Regions from separate parts of the Homo sapiens genome. Here region 2 is linked to region 1. The links are chromatin loops, found by intact Hi-C in ENCODE. Cell type or tissue: heart right ventricle. All regions are shown on one strand. Region 1 has its middle 35 kb from the start of DARS2. Region 2 overlaps DARS2 (aspartyl-tRNA synthetase 2, mitochondrial).

Evidence for each region. A loop is a pair of places that touch in the nucleus more often than their neighbours do. Peaks named below come from ENCODE experiments on the same cell type or tissue, not always from the same donor. Only the 100,000 strongest peaks of a DNase experiment are listed, where the experiment ranks them.
Region 2: it touches region 1 in a loop (11-fold over the local background); 1 of 110 quality-filtered maps calls a loop at or near these places.

Annotation. Positions count from the first base shown.
Region 1 is chr1:173,788,018-173,790,517 of GRCh38, forward strand. No RefSeq gene overlaps it. Among named protein-coding and RNA genes, the nearest start is that of DARS2, 35 kb to the right of the region's middle. In heart right ventricle, no CTCF peak of the experiment used is centred here; no DNase peak of the experiment used is centred here.
Region 2 is chr1:173,851,643-173,854,142 of GRCh38, forward strand. It overlaps DARS2 (aspartyl-tRNA synthetase 2, mitochondrial), which reads left to right. Exons shown (of 17, transcript NM_018122.5): 14 at 1,707-1,925; 15 at 2,153-2,263. Among named protein-coding and RNA genes, the nearest start is that of GAS5-AS1, 10 kb to the right of the region's middle. RefSeq lists an enhancer at 500-1,402. In heart right ventricle, no CTCF peak of the experiment used is centred here; no DNase peak of the experiment used is centred here; H3K27ac peaks cover 1,140 bases.

The DNA.
Region 1 (2,500 bases):
GGAAATGACTGAAAAGAATGGTCCCAAGAAATGACAAAACTCTTCAACTAAGTTGTCTTACATGTCCTTAATATTGATCTTTCAATTATTTAGCTGTGTAAGGTTAGGAACTTAGATTATTTTAAATGTAAAAAAGAAAGGATGGTTATTCACTGAACTATCATAAAATATTTGGGATTATTCCAATAACAGTAACCTACTAATACCCCTATCCTAGAAAGACTGTTTAAGCCTGAATTCCTAGGAAAAAAGGACACATATCTTCAGGGTGAATTTAGATCAGTGAACCCTTGGACTTCTAAACAGGAACAGCCCCTGCTTTCAAAAAGCTTAGTTTTAAGCCTTTTTCATCAAGCCTCTGTATGAGTGGTTCTCAAAGTATGGTCTGTGGACCCCTGAGGTCTCCAGTATCTTTCTTTCTTTCTTTTTTCTTTTTTTTTTTTTTTTTGAGACGGAGTTTCGCTCTTGTTGCCCAGGCTTGCGTGCAATGGTGCGATCTCGGCTCACCGCAACCTCCGCCTCCCAGATTCAAGCGATTCTCCTGCCTCAGCCTCCCGAGTAGCTGGGATTACAGGCATGTGCCACCAGGCCCAGCTAATTTTTTTGTATTTTTAGTAGAGACGGGGTTTCGCCATGTTGGTCAGGCTGGTCTCAAACTCCAGACCTCAGGTGATCCGCCCGCCTTGGCCTCCCAAGTGCTGGGATTACAGGCGTGAGCCACTGCACCGCACCCAGCCAAGTCCCCAATATCTTTCTAAGTATCCATGAGTCGAAACTATTTTTTTTTTTTCTTTGAGACATTGTCTCCCTCTGTCGCCTAGGCTGGAGCGCAGTGGCGCGATCTCGGCTCACTGCAAGCTCCGCCTCCTGGGTTCAGGCCATTCTCCTGCCTCAGCCTCCCCAGTAGCTGGGACTACTAGCGCCTGCCACCACGCCCGGCTAATTTTTTTTTTTTTATTTTTAGTAGAGACGGGGTTTCACCGTGTTAGCCAGGATGGTCTCGATCTCCTGACCTCGTGATCTGCCCGCCTTGGCCTCCCAAAGTGCTGGGATTACAGGCGTGAGCCACCGCGCCCGGCTGAAACTATTTTCTTAGTAAAACTAAGTTTTCTGCCTTTTATACTGTAGTAGCATTTGTGCTAATGGTGCAAAAGCTATGGTGGGTAATACTGCCGGTGTCTTAGCATAAATCAAGGCATAAATCAAAGCATAAATCAAATTGTACAACTAGACATAGTATTCACCACCATAGACTTGCAGGACTTTTTGTTGTTGTTGTTGTTTTTACATGTTTTTGTTTTTGAGACAGAGTCTCGCTCTGTCACCCAGGCTGGAGTGCAGTGGTGAGATCTCTGCTCACTGCAGCCTCCACCTCCTGGGTTCAGGCGATTCTCCAACCTCAGCCTCCCAAGTAGCTGGGAATACAGGCGCCCACTAGCACCCCCGGCTAATTTTTTTATTTTTCATAGAGACGAGGTTTTGCCATGCTGGCCAGGCTTGTCTGGAACTCCTAACCTCAAGTGATACGCCCACCTTGGCCTCCCAAAGTGCTGGGATTACAGGCATGAGCCACCGTGCCTGGCCTGGAGTTTTGTAAATTTGCTTAAGCATGCCCTTGATGAAGCAACAAAAATTATTAGTTTACTAAATCTCAACCTGTGGACATATGTCTTTTTCAATATTTTATGACAAAATGGGAAGTATACATAAAACACTGCTGCAAACCAAAATACAGTGGTCATCCCAAGAAAATCTTCTGAGATTGTTTTAAGATGCAAGCTGAACTACCTACTTTTTGAAAGAATGATGGACACAGAAATTAAGGTCATTCAGACTGGGGTGTTGAGCAGACATTTTCTCTCAAATGAACAAAATGAGGCTACCATTTCAAGGAACACAACCGACAGTACTTATTGTCAACCATATTCAAGAGAAAAATTACAATTTTGAGAAAGCTGTGTCGACTATGAACTTGACAGCTACTTAAAAACTTTTATGATGAAATTGCTGATGACATTGATGAATGCCTTTTTAATTGTATAGTGAAGTGTGTCAACATGTGGAAGATCTGCATAATTCATGGAATCAGTTTTTCTAAATGATTAATGCACAGGTTAAGATGTATCCAAAGCAGAAGATAGACCAACAGATCTAATGGGAACAATATGAAAGGTCTATTGATATGGTTTTAGATTTCAGCAGTCACTTGTCAAGTTTTGATGTAATATCAAGAAGAATATCCATAATTATCAGAAAAGCTATTAAAATCCTCCTCCCCCTTCCAATTTCATATTTGTGTAAGCCATATTTTCTTGACATACTTCAACCAAAATAACATTGCAAAAGATTGAATGCAGAAGCAGGTAAGAACTCAATTGCCTTCTAATATAGCCAGATATTGAAGAATCATACAAAAATGTAATTTTTTTGCTTTTGAAATAAAAAAATTTGTTTTAAAAATGATAGTCTGGGCCAGGCACGGTGGCTGATGTCTGTAATC
Region 2 (2,500 bases), 64 kb after region 1:
TTGTAAAATATAGAAAAGTATAGTACAAAGTCAAATATGAATATTAAAAATGTACTGTAAAGATCAAGCATGATATAAATTTATTTTTTCACTTTAGTATATAGTTTTTTCAAAATGATAGTGTGTCTAACTAGTACTTCATCAAGTTCTTTCTTCTAATCTATATTTTCATTTGTCATTGTTTCTTCCACAGAAAAAGTTTCAGAGTTCAGCTTCAAAGCTAAATGTAATCCCCCGTCTCCCCTTCCCCTACAATAGTAAAATGAAGAAAGCTATTTATTTCCAAATTTTATTATGAATGCATTTCTTAAAAAAGAACATGGGATTTTGTTCCTAACTAATTTGGCTATTAAACCTTCTCTTGGTATGAACTAAACATGCTGGTGTTTCATTCTCAGGAAGTTATAGGTCTGATTCCTACAAGGCCTTCCTTGAAAGAGAGCTAGAAACCAGACTTTCGAGGAATAACATTAACATTCTGAAAATGTCACAATGAAGGTCCGTTATGTAGACGTAAATGTAAGATAGAATGGGCTGCAAAATAATACCCTATCATGTCTCTAGGCATATGTCACTGTTCTAACCAGCTGTCCTTTCTCAGGGAAGTCCTGCATACCATAGGTAGCACTTATTAAGCACTTAGTATTTGCCAAGCCCGTTCTAAGCACTTTGTATACATTAACTCATTTAATCCTCATGCCAACCCTATGAAAGAAGTTCTGATACTGTTGCTATTTTAAAAATAAGAAAAGTGAGTCACAGAGCTTAAAATTTTGCTCACAGTCACACAGCTAGGAAGTGGAGGAGCCGGATTTCTAACCCATGAAGTTGGGTTCCAAAATTCACACTCTTATTTTTTTTTATTTTTTATTTTTTTTTGAGATGGTCTCACTCTGTTGCCCAGGCTGGAGTACAGTGGTGTGATCTCAGCTCACTGCAACCTCTGCCTCCTCCCGGGTTCAAGCGATTTTCCTGCCTCAGCCTCCCGAGTAGCTAGGATTACAAGTGCATGCCACCACGCCCGGCTAATTTTTGTATTTTTAGTAGTGACGGGGTTTCACCATGTTGGTCAGGCTGATCTAGAACCCCTGACCTTGTGATCCGCCCGCCTCGGCCTCCCAAAGTGCTGGGATTACAGGTGTGAGCCACTGCACCCCTCCGCACTCTTAAATGGACCTCTAATCTGCATTACCTATAGTGATAGCCAGCCTTCACTGAACATTAACAGTGTGCCAGGCACTTACCAAATCCTCACCACAACCCTTCAAGAGAAGTGAGGAAATAATCAGAACGACTACCACTCACATACTTTGTCAGGTCCTGCACCTTATGTATATTATCTTAAGCTTCACAGCAGTCTTTTGGAGTTGATATTTTTATCCCAATTTTACAATGAAAAAGGGTACAGAGAAGTTCGTAATTAGCCACACTGAGATTCAGACCCAGGTCTATGAAGTGCTGATCCCTGTGTTCTTAATCACCGAGTTATCAGTACTCACCCAGTTGGTTGAGTGTGATGATTGTTCTCAACCTTGTTGCAATTAGACTTATCCTCAGATCTTTGTGTCCTGAGAAGCAAAGGGCATCCTATCTGTTAATTGGCTAATCCTTTCCTAGAGAATGGCCTGGCTTCGGAATCCAGGCTGTGTCATTTCCTGCCTGCTCTGTCAAGAAGTTAACTCAATGTTTACGTCTTCTGTTTGCAGTGCTCTTTGTTAGGAAAATTACGACTGGAATGTGCTGACCTTCTAGAAACAAGAGGAGTGGTGCTCCGTGACCCCACTCTGTTCTCTTTCCTTTGGGTGGTAGATTTCCCACTCTTCCTGCCCAAGGAGGAAAATCCCAGAGAGCTGGAATCGGCCCACCACCCATTTACTGCTCCCCACCCCAGTGACATACATCTCCTGTACACTGAGCCCAAAAAGGTACCGTATCTATACTTCCAAATCAAAAGGAAATGTGTATATAAAGGCAAAGAACTTCAGACTTCAAGGTCTGATGAAAGATAGGACCCAGTTCTGGAAGCCCCAGAAGAAATTGTGGAGTTTGAGTTAGTAGTAATACATTGTCTTTAAAAATCTACAGGGTCTTCAACCCGTAGAACAGAAAACCAGACATTTTCTCTAACATAAAGTATCTGTGAATCTTCTAGGCCCGTAGCCAACACTATGACTTGGTTTTAAATGGCAATGAAATAGGAGGTGGTTCAATTCGAATTCACAATGCAGAGCTGCAGCGTTATATCCTGGCAACCTTACTAAAGGTAACAAACATCATCTGCTATCCTGGGCTTATTTTTTTACCAGAATATTTTTCAGTTTTGTGTTGTTGTTGTTGTTTGCTTGTTTGTTTTGTTTTTGAGACATTCTGTCACCCAGGCAGGTGTCTACTGGTGCATTCATAGCTCACTGCAATCTCAGTCTCCTGTGCTTAAGCCATCCTCCCACCTCAGCCTCCCAAGTAGCTGTGACTACAGGCACATGCCACCATGCCCGGCAAA